Linked DNA regions of Homo sapiens: all the other regions are linked to region 1. Evidence: read pairs that join two places in POLR2A ChIA-PET (ENCODE). Cell type or tissue: K562. All regions are shown on one strand.

Region 1 (5,000 bases):
TATAAAAAGATTTTTATTTTATTTTATTTTTGCCTCCAAGAACCAATTTTTGTCCACTTGGGGATGGTATCACTCTTGTTGAGAATGCATGATAGAAGTTGCCAGACTTGGCCATGCCCAGTGGCTCATGCCTGTGATCCCAGCACTTTGGGAGGCCGAGGCGGGTGGATCACCTGAGGTCAGGAGTTTGAGACCAGCCTGGCCAACATGGTGAAACCTCGTCTCTACTAAAAATACAAAAATTAGCCGGGCCTGGTGGCAGGCACCTATAATCCCAACTACTTCGGAGGCTGAGGGAGGAGTATCGCTTGAACCTGGGAGGCAGAGGTTGCAGTGAGCTGAGATCACGCCACTGCACTCCAGCCTGGGCAACAGAGAGAGACGCCATTTCAAAAAAAAAAAAAAAGAAGTTGCCAGACTTACTGGTATAAAATCATTCATAGTATTCCCTTATTTATTCTTTTAGTGACTGTAGAATTTATAATCTTGTTTCCTCTTTTATTGTCGGTATTGTTAATTGTTGTTGTGTTTTTGTTCTTGAGCAGTTAAGAGGTTTATGCATTTTAATTTTTTAATTTTTTAATTTTTTGAGATGGAGTCTTGTTCTGTCGCCCAGGTTAGAGCGCAGTTGCGTGATCTTGGCTCGCTGCAACCTCCGCCTCCCGGGTTTAAGCGATTCTCCTACCTCAGCCTCCCGAGTAGCTGGGATTACAGGCGCCTGCCACCACGCCCAGCTAATTTTTGTATTTTTAGTAGAGATGAGGTTTCACCATGTAGGCCAGGCTGGTCTCAAACTCCTGACCTCAGGTGATCTGCCTGGCTTGGCCTCCCAAAGTGCTGGGATTACAGGCATGAGTCACCGCTCCTGGCCGAGGTTTATGCATTTTATTGACCTTTTTGTAGAATTGATTTTTTTTTTTTTTTGAGACGGAGTCTCACTCTGTTGCCTAGGCTGGAGTGCAGTGGCGCATCTCTGCTCACTGCAAGCTCTGCCTTCAGGGTTCACGCCATTCTCCTGCCTCAGCCTCGTGAGTAGCTGGGACTATAGGCGCTCACCACCATGCCTGGCTGATTTTTTGTATTTTTTTAGTAGAGACGGGGTTTCACCGTGTTAGCCAGGATGGTCTCGATCTCCTGATCTCATGATCCGCCTACCTTGGCCTCCCAAAGTGCTGGGATTACAGGCGTGAGCCACCGCGCCTGGCCTGTAATAATTCTATAAAGAGGAGCTTTTAATTTGCTTGGTTACCCAGTAGTATAGCTTGTGTAGAAAAAGTAGGATAAAAGCAATTCTATTATTTTATCAGTTTTCAAATAGTGGATTCACTGACATTCTTCAACAGTGACTGGTTAGTCTATGTATTTTTAAAAAATATTAGTATGAACTTACAGTTGTTTTTGTTTTTGGTTTTTTTGAGATGGAGTCTTGCTTTTGTCACCTAGGGTGGAGTGCAATGGCATGGTTTCAGCTCATTGCAACCTCCGCCTCCCGGGTTCAAGTGATTCTCCTCCCTCAGCTTCCCAAGTAGCTGGGATTACAGGCACCCACCACCATGCCTGGCTAATTTTTGTGTTTTTAGTAGAGACAGGGTTTCACCATGTTGTCCGTGATGGTCTCGAATTCCTGACCTCACATGATCCTCCCACCTTGGCCTCCCACAGTGGTGGGATTACAGGCGTGAGCCACCACGCCTGGCCTTAACTTACAGATTTAAATATATTTGATGTGATTTAAAGCATTGCATTCATTATCTTTATTGATGCTTCGGTTCCATTTTTGGCCAGTGAGGACTTTATTTAATTGGCTCCTAAGTTCTTTCGATATGACTCTAGTAGTGTCTAATAGAGTCTTTGCTTAATAGTGTCTAGTAGTGTCTAATACAGTGACAAATATTCTAGCTCATCTTGTTCATTTCATGCTTTGGACTTGGGACCCAGCCATTTCTTCAGTGTACCCCGGTTCCTTTTAAATGAAAAATGGTGTCTGGAGACCACATTCTTGTCACTAGGGATGTTCTTTTCTACTGGGTAAATCAGAGGATTCTGAAGAGTAAAATTGTTCTGGCTAAATGTTGAGCATAAAGCGTTGCGGTATTTAGCAAAAAGCTCTAGAGTGGGCATTAATTCCTCTGTTTATTCATTTAGCAGATATTTATTACGTACCATGTGCCCTGCACTTTTTTATGTGCTGGAGGTATAACAGTGAACAGTGTAGGTAAAAACTCTGCCTTCATGGGAGCTTACAGCCTAGTTAACCCAAGATTCTTGTTGTAACTGCTGCTAATTATCTTGGCCAACACCTTTCCTTCTGGGGTTTTCCTCATTTACAAGATTATAAAATTGTACTAAGTGGTCTGGTAGTGTCTTCAGTTGAAAAGTTTAATAATTCTCTTTCTTGCCTCCATGATTATTCAGTGTTTGTGGTGTTCCTCCTTCTCTTTTCCCTATCCTCTTACAGAGATGACAGAAGAAGAACAGTTTGCTCTGGCTCTCAAAATGAGTGAGCAGGAAGCTAGGGAGGTGAACAGCCAGGAGGAGGAAGAAGAGGAGCTCTTGAGGAAAGCCATTGCTGAAAGCCTGAATGTAAATATGCCATGTTGCAAAAGTTTGTGGAGATTGATCAGCTATATTTTTGACTTCTGTGGTGTTGTAGTTGCATTAGGAACTAGCTGTAGTCATTTATAGGGTTTTCACCTAACAAAAATTCCCATAGTAATTTTTTAAAGTCTGTGTTGAATTGTTGGTTAACCCAATTTAAAGTATTTTGTTAATTCTATATGAAAGAGTTTTCTTCCACCCCATGGATTTTTTAGTTCATGGTTGAAAGAATTATCATAAGTTGACAGCTTCTGAAAAGACTTACTGAATACCAAGAACCAGAAGGCAGCAAGATAAGATGCTAACTTCTCTAGTATTGTGGGAGAGCAAAGGGAATGAGAACTAGAGGTGGATTATGGGAAGAAAGAATGGGCAGTTTTAAAAAAATAATGAAATAAAGTTAAATTGTCATTTGAATATGCACAACTGAATTTTTTTTTTTTTTTTTTTTTTTTGAGATGGAGTCTCACTCCATTGCCCAGGCTGGAGTGCAGTGGCACAATCTTGGCTCACTGCAAACTCCGCCTCCTGGGTTCAAGCAATTCTCCTGCCTTAGCCTCCCAAGTAGCTGGGATTATAAGCCCCCACCACCACACCCAGCTAATTTTTTGTATTTTCAGTAGAGACTGGGTTTCACCATGTTGGCCAGGCTGGTCTGGAACTCCTGACCTCAGGTGATCTGCCTGCCTCAGCCTCCCAAAGTGCTGGGATTACAAGCATTAGCCACCTCGCCCAGCCTGAAATGATTTTAAATGTGAAGGATACTTGCCAGTGGCAGGTCCTGAACCATCTTTTTATGCCATTTGCCTCCCTGTTTTAAAAAAGGGTTTAGTATAGTGATCTAGTACAACACTTTGCACATAGACATTCAGCATATGCTGTGAAATTAAATTGAGCCATTTACATTTTAGAAAGAGAAAGTCTTATGAACGGTGGCCTCCCATTTTGTCCTTCCTGTGACCCTTCATATATAGTTATTTTAATAATAAACCTGGTCTGGTATGGGATCACTTGTTTCAGAGTTGCCGGCCTTCTGATGCTTCCGCTACCAGATCTCGACCTCTGGCCACTGGACCGTCTTCCCAGTCCCATCAAGAGAAAACCACAGACTCTGGGCTCACTGAAGGCATGTCTCCCTGTTCTGACTCCTTCCATTCATCAAGTATAACTGTACCACAGGGATCTCATGCTGAGAGTAGATACACGGAAATACCCCAGATCCTTTTGGTGATAATAAAGAAGTTAAATCAGGAAGTAGTTGAGATCATAAGAATATCCGGCATACTTTTATCTCCAAGGAAAAACCAACATTTGGTTAAACCCAAAGAAGAGCCTTTCTTACCCATATTATGTAATTCTTGGTAAGTGATAACTTACCAAGCCCTCTTAATAAAAAAGTTTGTCCTTAGCCCTACTTTTTCTCAAATACCTACAGGCATATGGCAGCTGGTACCTCCATCACTGTTTAAAGGCTCACATATCAGTCAGGGAAACGAGGCTGAGGAAAGAGAGGAGCCTTGGGACCACACTGAAAAAACTGAAGAGGAGCCGGTCTCTGGCAGCTCAGGAAGCTGGGACCAGTCAAGCCAGCCAGTGTTTGAGAATGTGAACGTTAAATCTTTTGACAGATGTACTGGCCACTCGGCTGAGCACACACAGTGTGGGAAGCCACAGGAAAGTACTGGGAGGGGTTCTGCTTTTCTCAAAGCTGTCCAGGGTAGCGGGGACACATCTAGGCACTGTCTACCTACCCTAGCAGATGCCAAAGGTCTCCAGGACACTGGGGGCACTGTGAACTATTTCTGGGGTATTCCATTCTGCCCTGATGGAGTAGACCCTAACCAGTATACCAAGGTCATTCTCTGCCAGTTGGAGGTTTATCAAAAGAGCCTGAAAATGGCTCAGAGGCAGCTCCTTAATAAAAAAGGTTTTGGGGAACCAGTGTTACCTAGACCTCCTTCTCTGATCCAGAATGAATGTGGCCAAGGAGAGCAGGCTAGTGAGAAAAATGAATGCATCTCAGAAGATATGGGAGATGAAGACAAAGAGGAGAGGCAGGAGTCTAGGGCATCTGACTGGCACTCAAAAACCAAGGATTTCCAGGAAAGCTCAATTAAAAGCTTGAAAGAGAAACTTTTGTTGGAGGAAGAACCAACAACCAGTCATGGTCAGGTAAGGGTCAGTGATGCTGTAATTAAGGATGATTTATTCACAGATTAAAACAAGGATTATTTTAGCTGTTATTTTTGTGGTCTTCCCCTCCTTGATTATTAAAGTAATACATGTTCACTATAGAAAATTAGGAAAGTACAGGAGAGTATAAAGAAGAAAAAAACTACCATTTTTTTTTTTTTGAGTTGGAGTCTCGCTCTGTCTCCCAGGCTGGAGTGCAATGGCGCAAT
Region 2 (5,000 bases), 76 kb before region 1:
AATGTACATGTTGTAGAATATTTTATAATATGAGAAAATATTCTGTTTGTGGTGTTGAGTGTAAAAAAAGCAAGTTACAGGCCAGGCGCAATGGCTTGTGCCTGTAATCCCAGCACTTTGGGAGGTTGAGGCAGGCAGATAATCTGACTCAGGAGTTCTGAGACCAGCCTGGCCAACATGGTGAAACTCAGTCTCTACTAAAAAAATACAAAATTAGCTGGGTGTGGTAGTGCATGCCTGTAATCCCAGCTACTCAGGAGGCTGAGGCAGGAGAACTGCTTGAACAGGTGGGCGGAGGCTGCAGTAAGCTGAGATTGCGCCATTGCACTCCACTCTGAGCGAAAAGAGTGAAATTCTGTCTCAAAAAAAAAAAAAAAGAAAAAAAAAGAAAAAAACAAGTTACACATCAATCTGCTTCTTATGTCCTCAATTTTATAGAACAACAACAAACGCATAGGTGACAGCATGGAAAAAAGATCAAAAGCACAGAGAGTAGAGTGTGTTTCACTATTTTCCGACTTTTCCTTTCTTTTTTTTCTTTTTGAGATGGAGTTTTGCTCTTGTTGCCCAGGCTGGAGTGCAATGGCACGATCTTGACTCACTGCAACCTCTGCCTCTGGGGTTCAAGCGATTCTCCTGCTTCAGTCTCCGAAGTAGATGGGATTACAGGCATACGCCACCATGCCCAGCTAATTTTGTATTTTTAGTAGAGATGGGGTTTCTCCATGTTGGTCAGGCTGGTCTCAAACTCCTGACCTCAGGTGATCCACCCGCCTCAGCCTCCCAAAGTGCTGGAATTACAGGCGTGAGCACCCGGCCTACTATTTTCCAACTTTTCTGTAATGAATGTAGATTTTTAACATCAGAAAAGAGGTATAATGGTTGTTAAGAGAGAACGGTCATTCTTTGAGATACTGAACAGAAGCATCAGAAGTGAAAGTGTAAGTAAGTCTAGAACCATTTAATGCGCATCCAATAAAATGAGGGATATAGAGTCTGTTCTCAGAAAATAACCTGAAATGTAATAAAGTGTTCTACAGAGATGTTCACTGTAGTGTTATCTGTAACACCAAAAAGTGGGGGGTGGGGAGATTAAATGTTCAGCATTAGACGAATATTAAATGTAGTACGATGCAGTCACTAAAAATGCTTATAAAGAATTTTTTAATAACATGGGGAAATACAAATGTCATATTAAATAAAAAACATATAGAAGGCAATTGTATGGCCAGGTGCGGTGGCTCATGTCTGTAATCCTAGCACTTTGGGAGGCAGAAGCGGGTGAATCACCTGAGATCAGGAGTTAGAGATCTGCCTGGCCAACATGCCGAAACCCCATCGCTAGTAATACAAAAATTAGGCAGGGCACGGTGGCTCATGTCTGTAATCCCAGAACTTTGGGAGGCTGAGGTGGGTGGATCACCTGAGGTCAGGAATTCAAGACCAGCCTGAGCAATATGTTGAAACCCTGTCTCTATTAAAAATGCAAAAATTAACTGGGCGTGGTGGCAGGTGCCGGTAGTCCCAGCTACTCAGGAGGCTGAGTCAAGAGAATTGCTTGAACCCAGAGGGTGGAGGTTGCAGTGAGTCAAGGTTGCACCACTGCACTCCAGTCTAGGCGACAGCAAAACTCCATCTCAAAAAAACAAAAAAACAACATTAGCCGGGTATGGTGGTGGGCACCTGTAATCCCAGCTATTCAGCAGGTGGAAGCAGGAGAATTGCTTGAACCTGGTGGGGCAGAGGTTGCAGTGAGCTGAGATTGCGCCATTTCACTCCAGCTTGGGCAAAAGAGGGAGACTCCATCTCAAAAAAAAAAAAAAACAAAAAACAAACAAACAAAAAAGGCAATTGTACATACCATACGGTAAGATCATTGTTTGAGGCCAGGAGTTCAAGACCAGCCTGGGCAACATAGTGAAACCCCGTCTCTAATAAAAACACAAAAATTGGCCAGGCGCGGTGGCACGCGCCTGTAGTCCCAGCTACTTGGGAGGCTGAGGCAGAAGAATCGCTTGAACCCAGGAGGCGGAGGTTGCAGTGAGCCGAGATCGTGCCACTGCACTCCAGCCTGGGTGACAGAGCAAGACTTCATCTCAAAATAAATAAATAAATAAATAAATAAATAAATAAAAATAAATAAAAAAATTTTAAAAACCCCACACGTGTAATCCATATGTGCATACTGGTATTTTAAAACATCACCAACATATTAACAGTATTTCTCTCTTGGTGTAGGATTTAGGTGATATTTTACTTTCTTCTTTGTATCTTTTGCAATTGTTTGAAGTGGAATTATTCATAATGAGTATGCATTGTTTTTATAAAAACATGAAAGTTATTTAAAGTAGTCTATGTTTATATGCACATATACACGGAGTTAACCTAGATATACACAAAACGAATATACACACAGATATACAAAGATACATATAACAATAAGATTATAGGAGAAACAGATTATAGGAGAAACCAAAATGTTAACAGTGTTTATCTGTGAATGGTAAAATTATGGGTAACTTTTCTTTCCATTTATCCATGTTTTCCTTATCTCTTACAACATGATTATATTACTTTACATTAAAAAGTGTTTAATTTCAGAAATATAGTTATAAAGTTGTGTAATAACATGGAAATGTGCTTAAGCTGTAAAATTAAATGAAAAGTAAAAGCGGGATATAAAGGGTACCTGCATTATGATCACAACTATATAAAAACAAAGTATGTGGCAAAAGCTGAAAGTGAATATGGAAAATAATCTCGAGTATGAAATTTCAGGGACAAGGCATAATGCAGAGAATTTTCCCATTTGTGGGAAGAGAAGTCTGTGACCTTATAAAATTGGTTTTTTTTTTTTTTTTTTTGAGACGAGGTCTTGCTCTGTCCCCCAGGCTGGTGTACAATGGTGCGATCTCAGCTCACTGCAACCTCCAGCTCCCGGGTTCAAGCGATTCTCTTGCCTCAGTCTCCCAAGAAGCTGGGACTACAGGCTCGTGCCACCACACCCAGCTAATTTTTGTTATTTTTAGTAGAGATTGGGTTTCACCGTGTTGACCAGGCTGGTCTTGAACTCCTGACTTCAAGTGATCTGCCCACCTCAGCCTCCCAAAGTGCTGGGATTACAACAGGCATGAGCCACCATGCCCGGCCTATGTCCTGTGTTTTTAATACACATTATTGTATCCTCACAACCGATGAAGTAGACAGTATTATTATCATTTTATAGGTTAGGCAGTTCAGACACAAAAAAGTCATATAAACAGTAACAGTGCCAGGCTTTAAACCTGGGACTCTGTGACTTCAAAGTCCACATTCTGCTGTTTCATACCATGAATAACTAGATGTGGGTGTGATAAAAAGGTGTAATTATGAGTGGCCAGGTGTGGTGGCTCATGCCTGTAATCCCAGCACTCTGGGAAGCTGAGATGGGAGTATCACTTAAGGCCAGGAGTTCAAGACCAGCCTGAGCAATATAGTGAGAAGCCATCTCTATTTAAAAAAAAAGGTTTTGGCCGGCGTGGTGGCTTATGCCTGTATTCCTAACACTTTGGGAGGCCGAGGCAGGTGGATCACGAGGTCAGGAGTTTGAGACCATCCTGGCTAACACAGTGAAACCCCGTTTCTACTAAAAAATACAAAAAAATTAGCTGGGCATGGTGGTGGGCACCTGTAGTCCCAGCTACTTGGGAGGCTGAGGCTGAAGAATGGCATGAACCTGGGAGGTAGAGCTTGCAGTGAGCCGAGATCATGCCACTGCACTCTAACCTAGGCAACAGAGCGAGACTCCATCTCAAAAAAAAAAAATTATGAGTGATTTTTCACCCTACCTTTGAAGGCTTCCAAAACACAGTTGTCAGTAAACACAAAAAGGATAATAGTATTACTAATAGTGTAGTCTACTTCTTGGTCCAAAATAGAGAAGCAAAAATTATCAAGAAAACAATGAAATAAACATCAAAGAACTTTCACTCTTGACTAATTGCAATTAGCAGAGGTTAAAACCCCAGAAAGTCAGGAGTTAATGAGATGAAAGTGAGGGCTGAGCCCTAGTCGTGACGAGATAAAGGGGGCTATTTCAGAAGTCACTGTACTGGGAATGAATTCATGGCAGTTACAGATTGTGGGGCAGTAGTAGCAGCACTGAAGTATTCAGCTTTGAAAGGCAAGTCCCTGTCTTGAGGAGAACAGGCAGCTTTTGAGGATTAAAGTGAGTAGGCCATAACCTGAGCATGTGAAAAAGACAAGGATTTAGCTTTCAACTTGGAACATGCAGTAATAAGGGCAGGTGGATGCTGGGATGGAAAAATCTAGTGGGAGAGGTAGGAGATAGAATGCTCTCATGGTATGCGTGGCCTGGAGGACTTTGGCACTCCTGAGTTATAATTATTAGTCAGGACAAAAGCTCAGCCTATAGAGAAAAACCTATAACCAAAGAAAGGGAGGTTAGGTGAGCATAATTCTGAGATTGCATTTCAGTGAAGCTGGGTCTACTTGGAGATTTTTAAGGGTTCTCAAAAGCAATTCAACTTCTTCAAGTCTGTGGCCTCAGTGAGGATCTCTGTGAGCCCCTGGCAGTAGTGCCCTGAGGACGGCAGGGGTCCCACTATAGCACTACTCAGGAAAACCAGTACCTTCCACCTTAGTGGACTGCTGCTTCAGCTTTAAGTTCTTTGCGTGGGTCTTCCCCAGGTAGTGCGACTGGGCCACGACAGGGGAGGAAAAGGTCATGTTACAGATGGGGCAGCACTGGTTCTTGTCTTTGCTTCTGCTGCTCTTCTGGTTGGAAGAAAGAACACAGGTCTGATCATACCACTGCCCCACCAGAAAATCTTCAATGGTTCCCCACTGCCCATAACAGAACAGGCATTTATGGCCCCCCTCACACATTAACCCCAACCTACTTTCTAGATTCTTCTCCAGCTACTTTGTCCCAGACTCTACTCACCATCCCCCACTTTATTCTCTGATGCTTCCTTGCTTTGCTTTGGCCATTCCTGCTG
Region 3 (5,000 bases), 280 kb before region 1:
CTCCTCCTCTCCTTCCAGTAACTCGTTATAAGAGCATATACGCCCAGGTAGTGTCACTGACCATTATCCTACCCTAATGACACTTTTTCTTTGGGAAGTATCATCCAGATGTGCAGCTTCAATGACTTACAGGCATAAGATCTATACCTCAGCCCTGATTTCTTCACTGTTTACATGCTGTAACATCTACACATCATGCTAAGAAAAAAAAAAAAAAAAGGGAGAGAGAGAGCGAGAGAACACTTTCCAGCCTGGGCAACATAGTAAGACCCCCTTTCTCAACAAAAAATAAAAAAAATTGCCCACGCATGGTGGCAAGTGGTTGCAGTCCCAGCTACTTGGGAAGCTGAGTTGGGAGGATTGCTTGAGCCCAGGAGCTCAAGACTACAATGAGCTATGATCACGCCACTGTACTCAAACCTGGACAACAAGACCTCATCTCTTATTAAAAAAAAAAAAAAAAAAAAAAAAAAAAAAGAACACTTTACTTTAGCGCAGCTTTATGAAGTGCTTTACCAGCTGGTCTCAGCTGACTATTCCTATTTTCTAACCCAATCTAAGCATTATAACCCGCAAATAATCTTTTTACTTTTTTGGTAAATATTTTTATCGATGTATAATGTACACACCATAAAGTACACGCATCCTAAGAGTATAGTTGATGAAGTAAACATGCTCATGTAATCACTACGCAGATTAAGAAATATAAAATATTACCAGTAACCAAGAAGCCCTCTTAGTTACTGCCTATGCCTTTTACCTAAAATATCCTAAACTCTATAAACACATTGGCCTGTATTCCATATTCCCCAAATGTTTTACACGCTTTCATTACTAGACCTTCTGCACTTCCCCTCCCGACATCAATTTCTCTTTCTCTCTTAAAGCTAAACACAGATATCTTCCTCTATGGCATCAGCTCATCTTTGCTTACATTACATTCTAAATGTATCACCAACACAATGCTTTTTGCACTGTATTATGCTACCCATTTATTATTCACTTGGTAGCTTTTCTGAAAGCAGTGACCCCACAGCACCATTTCTATATCTGTAACAACTAGCCCAGTGTTGCCACAAAATAGTGTCTCCAATAAATGTCTTTCCTGAAAAACTTAAAATTCAAACTTTCTTTGGAGGAAGACCGTTCGATATCTACTTTACCTGTGCGACATTCATTGCAGATAAATTTTCCTCTTGGCATCTCAGTCAATCCAAGGCACTCCAGGTGGAAAGCCCCACAGCACTGAGCCTCACATAACAGCAGCTCACCCAATTTTTCACAATTCTGTTAAGAGAAAGAAAACATCTATCTGTTTTTCCATGTTTGAGAATCAAGAGTAAAACCAGTGTCAGTGGGTTAAAGTAAACAAAGGTTAAAAGTGGCAGAAAAGGAGGTGAGAAAGAGGCAAGGGCCCGTAGTTGTAGATTTTAGTCTAGTTACAAAGGTGTACCATTGGAGAGCTTTAACAAAGGAAAGCTAAAATCAGGTATTCATTTTTAAAAAGACTGTTCTGACTGCTACATGGAAAACGAGTTCAAGAGTAGAAAGGTCAGAAAAGAGCATAGAGATAAACCAGAAAGCTACTGAATGGTTCAAGCAACAGACACTGGCTAGCTAGAGTTGGATCATAAAGTTCCAAAAGAGCTCCCACCAAGGTCTAAACAGCCCTTTTGGGACATACCTACAACCATCCCAGAGAGAGATCACTTTTCTGAAATAATCTCAGCTAAGATAGGGCCTCACTTAAGACAGGCGCTTAGGAAATAACAATGGGCATCTGTCACTATAAAACATTGTAAGATTTATCAATTTTTTTTTTTTTTTGAGAGGAAGTCTTGCTCTGTCGCCCAGGATGGAGTACAATGGCGCAATCTTGGCTCACTGCCACCTCTGCCACCCGGGTTCAAGTGATTCTCCTGCCTCAGCCTCCCGAGTAGCTGGGATTACAGGCATGCGCCACCATGCCCAGCTAATTTTTGTATTTCTAGTAGAGATGGGGTTTCACCACGTTGGCCAGGCTGGTCTCAAACTCCTCACCTCATGATCCACCCACCTTGGCCTCCCAAAGTGCTGGGATTACAGGTGTGAGCCACCGCACCCAGCCCAAATATTTTTAAAGCCTTGTACTACTATGAAAAGCAAACAAGGGGAAAGGTGACTAAGTAAGTTTTAGCTTCAAGAACTCATAGAAACAGAATAGGTCTTGATCACTTAAGAATCAAAGCTTAAATAAAAAACAGGACAGCTTTAGGGAGAAAGGTTAGAGAGGTAGCCTGGAATTGATAGGGGAACTCAGGGACTTTATCAACCTATAGTCTGAGATATCCTCAAATGTCTGACTCCCCATTATCTACTATTCACATATAAAAACTGAAAAATAGCACTATATATTGTACTTTGCATATTCAGAGTGCCAATAACGTTTCTATATATGGTAAAAAAAAAAAAAAACTGACCTTCAGCACTTAAATAGGAAAACGTTAATTACAACGTGAATTAGAAATAAAGTTTTTGCATTAACTAAATGTTATAGACTAATTATTCAACTGGGATAACCACGTAATTTATCTTTCAAACCGGGACACCTGAGAGTGAAAAGAAGTGCTATTAATAAATTGTGACAGCACAAGGGACCTACACAAAGACTGATCCAGACAAGCCAGGACCACAGGGTCACCTTACCTTTAACCTTTTCATTAAATGATCTTTGTAAAATGTATTTACACTCTGACTTGTCTCACTAAGTAAATAATGGGCATAACTGTTTTTGAGGATTAAGACTGTTGTTTGGGATCTGGTCCAAGAATGTAATAGTGAAGATAATAGGCAAAGAAACTGGATTGAAATTATATTGGCCACAATAACATTTTCTGGTCTGAGTTTACTTTTTTAGAGATCTCAACTTATTTATCTATTACTATTTATTATTTGTGAGATAGGGTCTCAGTCACCCAGGTGGGAGTGCAGTGGCATGACCATGGCTCACTAAAGCCTCTACCTCCCCAGCTTCAGGTGATCCAATGACCTCAGCCTCCCCAGCAGGGGAATTACAGGCACGAACTGTCATGCCTGGCTAATTTTTGTATTTTTGGCAGAGACAGGGTTTTACCATGTTGCCTGGCTGGTCTCAAATTCCTGGGCTCAAATGATCCACCCACCTCAGCCTCACAAAGTGCTGAGATTAGTGCTGTGCTTGGCCTATGGTTTCAATTTAAAAAAGAAGAACTGGCCGGGCGTGGTGGCTCACGCCTGTAATCCCAGCACTTTGGGAGGCCGAGGCGGGCAGATCACGAGGTCAGGAGATCGAGACCATCCTCGCCAACACGGTGAAACCCCATCTCTACCAAAAAATACAAAAAATTAGCTGGACATGGTGGCGGGTGCCTATAGTCCCGGTACTCAGGAGGCTGAGGCAGGAGAATGGGAGGCTGAGGCAGGAGAATGGCGTGAACCCAGGAGGCGGAGCTTGCAGTGAGCAGAGATCGCGCCACTGCACTGCAGCCTGGCCGACAGAGCGAGACTTCGTCTCAAAAATAAATAAATAAATAAATAAATAATTAATTAATAAAAAAGAAAAAAGAAAAACTAACATCCTCAAGTTTTTTGTTTATTTAAAAGACAAGTCTGTAATCTTGACCTGTTGGGCTACAGGTATGAGCCACTACAGCTGGCTAATTTAAAAAAAAGACAAATTTTTTAAAAATAGAGACAGGGGTCTCGCTGTGCTGCCCAGACTGGTCTAGAACTCCTGGCCTCAAGCAATCCTGCTGCCTCAGCTTCCAGAAGCACTGTGATTGTAGGTATGAGCCACTGCGCATTGCCTAACTTCAAGTTTGTATATACTAAATTTTAAGAATTACATAGGTAAATCAAGACCATTAAAAATATATATATTCAAATGGTCATTGACTCTACTCACAAAGACTTCAAGTCTCTAACAATAAAGTGGAATCCCCTATCTCACAGAGAGGCAATCCAACAAAATGGTTAAGACTCTAAACCAACCAAGTCCAACGGAGCTTAAAGGTTAGAAAAACGGAGAGGGAGACTCTAAATCCAGACTGCCGAAGTTTAAATCCAGGCTTCTCTCATGAATATAAACAAGCTATTTATCCTCTCTGTAATTTAGTTTCCTCATCTGCAAAATGGGAATAATCATAGAACTCTACTTATGAGATTATTAGGATGACTAAATAATGTAATATTTATAAAGTGCTTGGAACAATACTTCATACATAGTAAATACTCTACAAATATTTATTAAATAAATAAAACAATATAGGTGGTAGGCTTTCTAAAGTCACCACATTAAAGGAAAAACATCTCAAAGCTAAAATTACCCTTGAAAAGTTTCTTACAAACCCAAAGATTGTGACACCATGAGAAGTACTGGAGAATTATATTTGAATAAGCAACCAGAGATTCACATATTCCATCTCAGACTTGTTTCGCGGCATATATTCCTTCATGGGCCTTAAGGGCACGTGGTTCACCAACACTAAACTATTTCTCCAAGTATCTTTCTTTGTGGGGAGAAAAAAAGGGGTCAAATCCTTAAAGAAAGTGACTCCACTGGAATCATCCAAAAGCATTGTTATTCTACCAAGAAACCATCATAAAGAGATGGAGTGGGTTTCCCTTTAAAGATGAACATGCAATGAAAACACAAGTGGGCAAACATTTCTCTACCTGACAGACATTCTCCTTGAGTGCAGCTCCTCCACCGCGTTCACCCTGCATTTTTTTAGAGGCAGGCATCCCGGGATCGTGTTCTACACCTTCCTCAACAGTCTCCTTGGGGCTTGTGGCCGTCCTGTGAGGCATTAGTTCTCCCTTGCAAAGAAAAAATAATGTCCCACATCTGTATTATTGATGTCTCTTCCATTTGACCCCCTCCCTCTGGGCTGCTATTTGTCTAGCCATTAAGCACTTACAGATGTTCAGCCAATCACTCGGGCGGACTGCATGCAATGTTAGTTCTAACCCTGCTGTGATTG

Evidence for each region. Peaks named below come from ENCODE experiments on the same cell type or tissue, not always from the same donor. Only the 100,000 strongest peaks of a DNase experiment are listed, where the experiment ranks them.
Region 2: POLR2A ChIA-PET joins it to region 1 with 7 read pairs; 5 of 35 experiments call an interaction of 5 or more read pairs at or near these places.
Region 3: POLR2A ChIA-PET joins it to region 1 with 5 read pairs; 2 of 35 experiments call an interaction of 5 or more read pairs at or near these places.

The regions. Positions count from the first base shown.
Region 1 is chr5:176,968,325-176,973,324 of GRCh38, reverse strand. UIMC1 (ubiquitin interaction motif containing 1) reads left to right here. Exons shown (of 15, transcript NM_001199298.2): 4 at 2,459-2,583; 5 at 3,619-3,724; 6 at 4,034-4,770. Among named protein-coding and RNA genes, the nearest start is that of UIMC1, 36 kb to the left of the region's middle. In K562, no CTCF peak of the experiment used is centred here; a DNase peak (open chromatin) is centred at 2,884.
Region 2 is chr5:177,044,165-177,049,164 of GRCh38, reverse strand. It overlaps ZNF346 (zinc finger protein 346), which reads right to left. Exons shown (of 7, transcript NM_012279.4): 4 at 4,632-4,776. Among named protein-coding and RNA genes, the nearest start is that of ZNF346, 24 kb to the right of the region's middle. In K562, no CTCF peak of the experiment used is centred here; no DNase peak of the experiment used is centred here.
Region 3 is chr5:177,248,017-177,253,016 of GRCh38, reverse strand. NSD1 (nuclear receptor binding SET domain protein 1) reads right to left here. Exons shown (of 23, transcript NM_022455.5): 11 at 4,693-4,836; 12 at 1,164-1,287. Among named protein-coding and RNA genes, the nearest start is that of RAB24, 53 kb to the left of the region's middle. In K562, no CTCF peak of the experiment used is centred here; no DNase peak of the experiment used is centred here.